Linked DNA regions of Mus musculus: region 2 is linked to region 1. Evidence: chromatin loops called from intact Hi-C (ENCODE). Cell type or tissue: heart. All regions are shown on one strand. Each heading gives the region's core, and the rest is flanking DNA. Links, peaks and the distances in the headings are about the cores only.

The links. Peaks named below come from ENCODE experiments on the same cell type or tissue, not always from the same donor. Only the 100,000 strongest peaks of a DNase experiment are listed, where the experiment ranks them.
Region 2: it touches region 1 in a loop (4-fold over the local background); 2 of 42 quality-filtered maps call a loop at or near these places.

Annotation. Positions count from the first base shown.
Region 1 is chr5:91,136,986-91,142,363 of GRCm38, reverse strand. It overlaps Areg (amphiregulin), which reads right to left and starts at 2,765. Exons shown (of 6, transcript NM_009704.4): 1 at 2,490-2,765; 2 at 1,239-1,466. The coding sequence starts at 2,550. In heart, for the core only: a CTCF peak has its summit at 2,611; a DNase peak (open chromatin) is centred at 2,843; H3K4me3 peaks cover 1,116 bases; H3K27ac peaks cover 555 bases; H3K27me3 peaks cover 1,882 bases.
Region 2 is chr5:91,305,620-91,310,997 of GRCm38, reverse strand. No RefSeq gene overlaps it. Among named protein-coding and RNA genes, the nearest start is that of Gm19619, 25 kb to the right of the region's middle. In heart, for the core only: a CTCF peak has its summit at 2,907 (motif pointing right); no DNase peak of the experiment used is centred there.

The sequences.
Region 1 (5,378 bases), core at 234-5,233:
TCTAAGCCAAATAATAGTCACTGTGCTGAAGTGTTTCGACAGACAAGATACCTCTGGGTATTTTAAGCAAACAGCCTTCCAAAAGAGCTCCAGCAACTGTCTCAGCTTTGTACATGTGTCACCGCAGTTCTTTCTAGGTGCTAGCCTCTTGCTCGCTCCAGAAGTTGACCTCCAGAACTGTTAGTAACTTAACACACCTTTAACAGGCTGCCGGACGCCTTGATGGTCCAACCTAATCCCCTTTCCTACTACAAATATTAAAAAATAAATAAATAAATTGAAAAAAAAAAAGATTGAGAAGCAAGGTATTGTCATAGAATGCTCACCAAGGGAGGTTTATCCCTGTCTCTGCCTCTGTCCCTCCTTCATTCCTCCTCCCCTCTGGGAGACTCCATTGGAGGAGGAGGAGGAGTCAGGGAAGCTGCTAGGGAAGTCTTAAGAGACCTTAATGAACTCTGATATCACCTCGCCCTGCCTCCAAGATCTGACTTATCAATGGCCTCTTCTCTCCAAATGACAAAGTAAAATGAGAGTGGTGAGCTTTTATCTCTCAAAAAACAAAACAAAACAAACAAACAAACAAAAACAAAAAACGTTATTTAAAAAAAAAAAAAAAAACATCTGTCTGATAGGAGAGAAAAAACAAAACAAAAAAACAACCAAACCAGGGATCAGTAGTTTGGATAAAAATAAAATCCACACATACATCTTTAACATTTCTAGGGTTCGTCATTATTCCTTCTGACCCCTTATTTGTGTTAGAATGCAGTTATTTTAAGTCAGGTAGTGTGGGGGAGGGGACACAAATGTTGAGCTACAAGGCTCACAGGAATGGTTAATGACGACCTATGCTCCCAGAATGGAGGTCATGTCGCATATTGGAAAAGACCATCATCCCAGGAGTCAAACAGATTGAGGTTCTGAATCTGACTCAGTTGCTTGTTCCCAGAGGCGGGAAAGGGGGTAGGGGGGCGGCACACAACCTTTCTGAGCTTCAATTCTTGTGTAAAATGAGCACAGTTATGTCTATGTACCAGAGTTGCAAACATTAAACATGCACATGAGGTTTTGATGAATGCCTTGGACTTTCAGGATGCAACCTCCACGTGGCTCTGAGGACTCGCAATAGCCACGCCTACAAAGCCTTTAGAAAACTGAGCCATCTCCCTTCTGAAGCCACTTTGCAGAGGTAAAACCCGCATCTCACAGACAACGCTTTCCTTGTGCCCTCCACTCACCTCTGACTGAATCATCTATAATATAGCCGGATATTTGTGGTTCATTATCATACTCCTCTGAGTAGTCGTAGTCCCCTGTGGAGAGTTCACTGCCAGAAGGCATTTCGCTTATGGTGGAAACCTCTCTTCCCACAGAAAGCTCAAGTCCACCGGCACTGTGGTCCCCAGAAAGCGATTCGCCTTTCCCTGAGCTGGGGTCATTGAGCTCCAAAGCAGCTGCATAATGGCCTGCAGGGACGGAGAGAATAAGAAGAGATGAGTCGGATACTTCTGTCTCAGTAAGTGAGCATTGCTGTGTAGACATGTGTGTCTCCTCATATCAAACAGTTACTGCATGTGTGCTATTGGGTGTTGGGATTTGTTTTTTGTTTGTTTTGTTTTGTTTGACTGAGTCGCTCATAGAAGCAACTTCCCAGTCTGCCAAGAAGCAAACTCAGTTGCCCAAATTACTGAGTTTCTTTTATCTGGGTTTTCTTTTCCAGATCGCCTACATTAATTTCCACAATTGGATAAGTCCTGCCAAGGCAATGCCCCCAGAATCACGTAACCCGCAATGTCTAAGTGGCCTACACCCTTCGGGTCTAACTTGGGTGCGCTTTTCCAAAGCTTTCCTGCCATCTTTTGACCGGTACTGATACATTTTAACTCTTGTTTACAGCCATTGAATCTGTACATAAGATGCAAAAGGTAGTGCCAATAGTGGCAAAGAGCAACGGTTTTTACCGTCTTTATCTATTATTATCACACAGAGAAAAGGTTCAGAGCCGGGTAACCCCTTGGAGGAGTCCTGAGCTTCAGTCCTTGATTTCATTTTAATTCTTTTTTTTTTTTTTAATATCAAGACAGCATTTGGCAGCGATGCTTTCAACCTCTGAACACTTTGAGTCTGCTTTGGAGAGGGAAAAATAAAATCACTAGACAGAAGAATGGAGACAGAAGGCAAAGAGCCCTCCTTCAAATCCTCCTGGATTAACTACTTTTGTAGAAACTACTTCACCTGCCTGGACCTCAGTTTCCTTAGTTATCAAAGAAAAGGGTGGGCTAAAATGACCTCTTAGGTTTCCATCAGCTGGTCCTTGGGTCATGCTAGAGACCTTGGGTCATGCTAGAGACTTCGTCTGCTTCTCTCACCCTCCTAGCATGAGCAATTTCAGGGGTATGAGCTAAGGGGATCTGCTCCCTGACGTTTGGGGAATGTCAAGAGGCAGCAGCATTCAAGGGGCAACAACCTGAGAGGTGGCGGATGCTCACCTGAGCCTAAGACCAGCAGCAACAGCACTGAGCGCGCCAGCGGTAGCAGCGGAGTTCTCATTGGTTCCACCGGCCGGCAGCGTCTCGGTCTCTGCAGCAACACGACAGCGGCTCCGGGCGGCGGGAGCAGCGGAACCACGGAGCAGCGGGCGAGCACCGGCGCAGGGAAGCCCAGCCCGCCGGGCTCCGGACGGCTGGAGCGGCCAGCGCCTCAGGCTCAGCTGGAGATGTCCGGGCGGTGGCCGCGGGTCAGAAGGGAGCGAAGGAAGCGGGATCCAGGGTGCGGCGAGCACCTGCTGCTTTTATAGACCCGCTGGAGCCACCGCCCGTGACGTCACGGACCAGCCCTGGGTGGAGGCGGGAGGTTACTACTCCAAAAACCCAGCTGACGCGGGAGGAAGTGGGGATCGAGCCCTGATTACGCGGGGAGAAACTTTCCCACTCGCGTTGTGTTTTAAGTTAGAGTGGTGCTGAGGAGCTGACAGCCCAAAGAAACTCTTTGCATATACATTAACAGGACAGCAGGCCGGGACATTAAGTACCAAAGTCCCATTTTAGGATGTTTGTGGAGCTTTCAGAGCAACTGTGGCTTAGTGATGTTAGCCCGAAGACTTTGAGGAGGATAAACGAAGCGCTAAAGGACTCCTAATAACCTAGTTATCAATCAGACACCCTCCCTGCGGCCTTCCTCTCTGCAGTATTTGCTGGTCTTTCTACTCGAATTACACTTAAGGTTTTAGCTGGGCGTGGCCAGACAGTGGCACTTAGGGAGACTGAAGTAGAGGTTACAGGGAGAAGTTAACCTGAGCTGTATCATGAGACCAATAATAAGTTGCTGGGGATAAGTGTGCTCCCCTATTTTACAAACCAATAAAAGACAGATGTAAAAAGCAGAAAAAAATGAATTAACTCAAACACACATTATGTAGATTTGATTCAAATTAGTTTGTCACTGAAATCTGCCCCTTGCAGCTCTGATAAAGAGATTGAGGGCTAAACTGACCTTTAAGAAGAGGGTTGCTGGGCAGAAGAAAGTTTCATAGAAAAGGAAAGTTGTCAAGATGATTTAGGTGTTCAAATTGGAAGAATCCAGGGAGGCCCTCATTTCCAGCCTGAGAGAGAGCCCTAATGGGGACACATCTGCGACTCCAGCACCCAGGCTAGAGGAACTTCCAGGCCCACCCAGGCAACAGAGCAAATGTGAGGGGCTATTTGGGCTAGCAGAAAGACTGGTGTGTGTGTGTGTGTGTGTGTGTGAGAGAGAGAGAGAGAGAGAGAGAGAGAGAGAGAGAGAGAGAGAGAGAGAGAGAAAGGAGAGGAGAGAGAAAGGAGAGGGGAGGGGAGGGGAAGGGAGGGGAGGGGAGGGGAGGGGAGGGGAGGGGAGAGGGGAGGAGAGGAGAGGGAACCGAACCCCACTGGGGGCATATTTAGCTGCAAAGGAAGTGAGGGCAGTTACTTCCCCGAACTCTCATGCTCTAGTAGCTCAGGACACGCAAACTTTATATGCCCCAATACAGGGGAACGCCAGGGCCAAAAAAATGGGAATGGGTGGGTAGGGAAATGGGGGGGGGAGGGTATGGGGGACTTTTGGGATAGCATTCTAAATGTAATTGAGGAAAATAGGTAATAATAAAAAATATTAAAAAAAAAAAAAAAAAGAAATGGATTTCTCTTGGCTTAAAGAAAACAAGACACACTTTCTCTAAGCTGTTTCCTGCCCTTATCCACGACCCTCCCTGACTGAGCTCCCCCAATCAGCCTTTTCAGGACTATTGGTTTTAAACTCTTAGAACAAAAACATGGGCTTTTGGAGAGGAGATACAGAAAAGTCCTGAACTGTGCCCTCACTTCTACTCAGTGTTTGGTGAAGGAGTACTTTGTGTAAACTGTGCTTTACTTTTGTGTGGGAAATCACCAAGAGGGAGATTTAGTGAGCAGCACCATGTTTGTTGAGAGCCCAGTCGTGTGGGCCACATATGATTAAGTAAATCTACTAAATCAGATAAAAGGGATTGATTCACAGTACGCTGGGAAAGGAGGCTGTAGTTTAATTTGGCCTGTAGGTATCACAGACAGCCCTGTGCGGGAAGGGAAAAAGGCCCTGGGAGGCCTTCTGAGCAGGAAGTTTGGATAGAAAGAAGGTACGATTTAGGGCGGCCACCAATGGGGATGAAAGATGCTCCCCATCCGTTCTGGGGTAGAAAAAGACCCTGTCCATTCTGTCCTTGCTGCTGCTGCTGCTGCTGCTTCTGCTGCCAGCACCTCCTTCTCTTCCTCCTCCTCTTCCTCTTCCTCCTCCTCCTCTTCCTCCTCCTCCTCCCCTTCCTCCTCCTCTTCCTCCTCCTCTTTTTCTTCTTCTAGATGAGGTGTCTGCAATTGAGGATGATGTAGTCTTGCCCACAGAGCTCAGGCAATCTGCTTACAGGGCTACATACATTCCGAGTCTCACAGGTTTCATTTTTGTTGTTGTTGCTAGCCTAGCTCTGTTCCGTTCTATTCTATTCTTGTTTTCTTACACTCCTTTAAACGGAATTTTTAATTTTCAATGAGCCACTAAATGTTGCTTTTATTTACAAGGCACAATAACTTGACTTTGCTCAGAATGCAGCTAGATCTTTACTTCCTATTTTCTTAATTATCCTTTTTCTTATATTTATCATTATTTTATTTTCTGTGAATGGGTGTTTTGTCTGCATCTCTATTTGTGTACCACATCTGTGCCTGTGCCTTGTGCCTAGTGCCTACAGAGGCCAAAGGAGAGTATTGACTCCCCTGGAACTGGGAATACAGACCTTTGTGAGCTGCCATGTGGGTGGTGGGGGTTGTGTATGGGTCCTCTGCAAGAGCAGTCAGTGTTCCAGCCCCTTACTAGGATCTATACAGGGTTTG
Region 2 (5,378 bases), core at 149-5,148, 170 kb before region 1:
TACACTTATGACTCCCCAAGATCATAACTCTCTAATAAAACACACAGGCATTATATACATAACACTATAAAATGCTGACCCAGAAAGTGGAGAAGATCCAGGTAAATGAAGAAACTGCAGCCTCATGGATTGTAAGGCTCTAGAGAACACCGATGGCAATTTTCTCAAAACTAATGTCAAGGCTTTTAAATTTCTTTTTAATGTGAAAAAGTAAAATATAATAAGATAAGGCAAAGATCTTCATGTGGAAGTTGAGTAAGTCAGCCCAAGTGAAGGAGAAGAATTTGAGTAGTAGACACAAGTATGAGAGGCCCACTCATCCTCACACACGGGAGTCCCATACAAACACCAAGCTAACAGTTATAATGTATATGCAGAAGACGTGGTGCAGATGCATGCTGGCCCTGGGCCTTCTGCTTCCATTGCTGTGAGCTCATATACACTTCGCTTAGTTGATTCAGCGGGCCTTGTTCTCCTGGTGTCTGTCCCCTCTGGCTCTTACAGTCTTTCCACCTCCTCTTCTGCAGAATTGAAGGGAGGGATTTATGGCGACATCCCATCTAGACCCTCCTCTTGATGTCTGCCTATAGGTCCCTGCATCTGTTTCCACCTGCTGCCGGAGGAAGCCTCTTGGATGATGAGTGAATATGGCAGTTTTCTCAAAATTGATGTCAAGATTTAATATAATTCTTGCCACAACTCAGAAAGATCCTTTTTGGTACACATTGATGAGAGCATTCTAGAATTTATATAGGGAGGCAAGAAAAAAAAATAATCCCCCACTGGAATATTTAAAATTATCTCAAAGAAGGAAATTCAAGGGAAAGTCATTGTGCTGACTTCACACAGTATTGTGTAGGTTCAGTTGACCATCCACACAGCACTAACAAGGGGAAGAACACAAAGATGAACAGAGCAAGCTGCAAACCTTGGAAAACCACATGCAAATATATCTGATTTTCTCATTTTATTGTAGTAAAATACATATGATACAAAATTTGTTATTTTCACTATATTTACATTTGGTCAATGATGTTAAATGCTGCTAGCTTCTTATCTCTCTATGATCCAGCACTCTACTCCACTAGCTCTTTCCATCCAGCAAAAATAGTACTCTGAGTCCATTACACAGTGATTCCCCTCGCTCCCTACCCAAGATCCTGGCCACCACCACTCTGCTCTCTGTGAAGCTGACTGCTCTGTTCACATGAGTGGAATTCTAAGTACCAATTGGCGATTTCCTTGCTTCACATAACACAGAGCCCCCCAGATCTGTCCAGGTTGTCAAATTCTCTTCTAAAGATTTAGTAATGTTCTACCATATCCATATCTCACATTCAGTTCATCTGTTCCTGTGTTGGTGGACGGTAGGGTAGCTTCTGCCTTCTGGTGACATTCTGAGAATGTATGGGAGAACACACATCAGTCCGTGCCTCCCTATATAAATAAATACTCACAGAATTGAGATTTGTCTTTTCATGCCAATTCTATTTCTATGGCTTTGAGACATTCACTGTGCCTGCATCATTTTGGATTGCTGCTAACAAAGTGCAGGGTTAAGATGCCCTCTCCTCATTTGTTTAGTGCAAATATGTATCCTTTATATCTATTGTCTTTGCAACGGTAACATCACTTTTTGTTACTTTGTTACTTCCCCACCTCTATTCAATATTTATTGTTCTCCCATTGTAATGGCTACAGCATTGTCTAAAACCTTTACAACTGGAAAGATCAAGGCTGGTGCTATGGTGATGTCCTTTCTTCCAACCTAAGTCACTGCATCAGAAGTGATGCTGCTGATTTGTCCCCATGGGCAGAAGTTATAGCACCTTGAGTAGTTTTTTCCGGGTCACAGGTCTAGACTTCTTTGTAAGTGCAGCCGTTACAGCATCAGCATCCAACATCACTGCTCTCCTGATTTCTACTGAGATAGCACTATGGCTGATCTTTTCCATGCCTTCTTTGGCTGAGGGGGTGGTAGTACCATCTCTACCCTTTCCTTATCAGCACCAGGGGCAAGGAAGAAAGCATAGGCATACTAGTGGAGAGGTAATACAACGTCAATAGCTGCTCTGGAAGCTAAATATGCACCTGCTGTGACAAACAGCAATTGCTTTCATGGACATGTCCTCTTAAAAACATATGTCCCTCTAACACCCTACGCACCAGTGTTTCCAACAGCTTTGAGACAATCCAGATGTCCGTCACCAAGAACGTGGTAAAATAAATGCCAGTACACCCACATCGTGGGACACCACTCAGTGATGAGAAGCAATGAACTGTTACACACAACAGCTTGGACGAAAGCCAATCTCAGAAGATTGCACACAGTTCCATTTTACGATAACATTCTTGAAATAACAAAATTAGAGACAAGTAGAGAAGATAAATGATTGCCAGGTGAGAAAAAATTAGGCAGAAGCAGGAGGCTATGAGGTGCATGCAGAGGGGAAAGGTGGAGGCTATGATGAGGTCTCAATGGTATGAGCTTCCTGCATCTTCATCCTTCATCATTGTCTTGGGTTTAATGTGGTACTGAAGCTTTGCAAAATGTTTTCTTTTGCAGCTATGGGAAAAGAGCACACAGAATCTCTGTGTCATTTTCTATGGGTGCAGCTTAGCTTATAATTATCTAAAAGCAAGGGTTTCATTAAAAACAGGTGAGATAATTAGTTTTGAGAAAGAATTACTTATTGTGTTAATCTGCCAGCAGCAAGAAATAGTAAAAATCTAGAATTTTTGCTATTGACATGGGATTTTCAGATTAGTTTCAGGCAAAGTGTTGGCTGAAATTCCTTGGATCACAGGGTAGCTAAGAGTTAATGCCATTCAAAACCACAATGAATCAGCAATCTGAAGAGTGAATTGTGGAAGTTCATGGGATCCTGTTCTGCAGCACTTAGAAATCACCACAAGAGGGTGCAATGATCCCAGCTAATTACAGGGACAGTGGCATCAGGTGAACCAACCGGGAGGTAAATTGTCTAATGTGGAAATATTCTTTAACCCAGATGCTTTCTCTAGGATGCACCTGTGGTTAGTTGTTGCTTTGCTTTTGTTTTTTGTTTTTTTCTTAAAGGCTGTAAATCAGTTGATAGAAACTGATAGCAGCTGACTGCATCAAGGAAAGAGAAACAGATCATGAATGACAAACGGGAGGATGGGACTATCCAGCCTCTAGAGATTCTGAGAGGAGACCTCTTCCTCATCGTGGAGATGCTCCACTTCTGCTAAATTACAGGTATGCTCAAAGCACCTATACAAATTGGTACCAAATTTGCAATTGAATGCCAGGATGACCTCCCATTTGGAGGCATAGATTGGGAGCAAAATGGTGGTGCATTAAGATCCATTCCGTTTCACTGTTAAAGTCATAGATGGGAGCAGGGTGCAGGTGAGGTGTGAATGTGTTATTGCCCAGCAGAATTCTTTGAAGGGCTAATCTAATGGACTTTCTCTGAGGTCTCATCTTCCTTCCCTTAGAGGTTGGGGGAGACAATAGTGTCTATCATTCCGACCTTGCTCTAGAAACGGAGGTCAGGCCCACTGAGAGATCTATGAGATGGGGTCCTCGGCTGAGTGAATCAGATGCTGTGTAGCCCATGCCTGGAGAGTGGAAAGAGGCTGACTATAGGCAGAAACAGGCTCCCTTCTACCAGTCAGTCACTCAGAAGAATGGGAGATTCTGCAAGCCAAAGAGGCAGAGACAAGAGCTGAGTCCACTTGCAGGAGCCTTTGCCTACACCAGGGGGAAGACTTGGGGCTTTGGAAGAATCAGATTCCCAAAACAGTGAGCAAGCTTCTAACCAGACCTAGAGTCTGGAGCCTCTAGACAGGTGGGAACCTTCTTCCTCCTCTCAGCTTCTCTCGTGTCCCTGCTGGCTCTCCTGGGATAAGCCAAAGCATAGATGTTAGAACCAGCTCGCAACAGGGAAATGAGAAGAATTTTGTGTTCAGAATTTTGCATAAATTATGTGTTCAGAATTTTGCATAAATTAGACATGGTCACATGTGCCTGCATCTGCTACTGGAGAGGATGAGGCAGGAAGATTGCTGGCTTAAGTTACACAGTGAGTCTGAGACCAGCAGATGCTATCTTTCCCGAGTAAGCTCCTTTCTCAGGAAACAGCTGCCACAGCAAAATCTGAGGTGATCAACTGGAGCAAGAGACAGAGGACAGCTCTACCTAGTCCTGTTTTAACTGTTTTCTCTTAACGCACCCATGGCCTGGGAATCAAATCTTTAACTCATGGGACTTTGGGGGGACACTCAGACTCCAAATGAGAAAACCAACTTGTCTAGCAAACGCCAACACATTCCTCTCCAGCCCCTTGTTCTTCATATACTGTCTTATCTTTCTTCCTGGCCGTTATTAGGCATTGGGTCATCTGTCCCATGAGAACAGGACCCATGATTGGTTTATTCCCTGTACTCCTGGGGCGTTCCTAACATGTAAGAAATCCTCCACCACTTCTCTTAGACTTATTAATTAATTACTCATACTTTAGCCTTTGCAGAAATAAATAAATGCTTTTATATGTTACATACTTAAATAATATTAGTCGCTGGACTTGAAGTTGTGGATTAGGGATTTATCTTTCTACTGTGTCATATACAACCTTTAGGAAATGCATCTAATTCTTGTTCTTTTTAAACAATTTAAAGATAACGTTCAAGGCAAGCCCATGCTCTGAACTTCTCTGTACCCACCAGGACTTGCTTTCTCATCATTTTTCCTCTATCCCAAGTGCTGATGTATATCTGTAAGACAGTGGTGACTCAGGACTAAGCTAATATGCCTAAAAGGAAGGCAGAAGGGTGAATAATTGAACTACATTGGAAAAAAGACTAAATTGACTTTTAGAAATGCTTTTCTATGTGTATGGAGTTAGAGTGTTTGTGCATGTGGGAACACAAGAGCCCACACCTGCACACGTGTGGAGGACAGGGTAAGGTATGGGATTCTCTCTATTTCTCTCTGCAAAGCTTCATCTCTCTTCCTGCCTTCCTCTCCCTAGGTGCTGGGATTATAGCAGAACATAGCCATGCCTGGGTTTTGACGTGGCTGGCTACTGGGGATGGGAACATAGGTCCTCATGCACGTGCAGCAAGCACTCTCACCCCTGAACCATCTTCCAATCCCTGTCAATGTTTGCATTAGTATCTATTAATGATGCGTTAAAATGAGTTTCATTATGATGTATTTATACATGTATGTAATTTATTTTGATCAAGTCTGTCCCAGCTTCTCTCTCTTATTCCTGACTGTGTCTGTCGCTCCTCCTTCTTCCCAAGCAGGTGCCCCCCATCTTTCCTGTCTTCTTTGCATGCTTTATTAGGATGGTTTATCAGAGCATGGGTGATGCTTGATTTTCAGG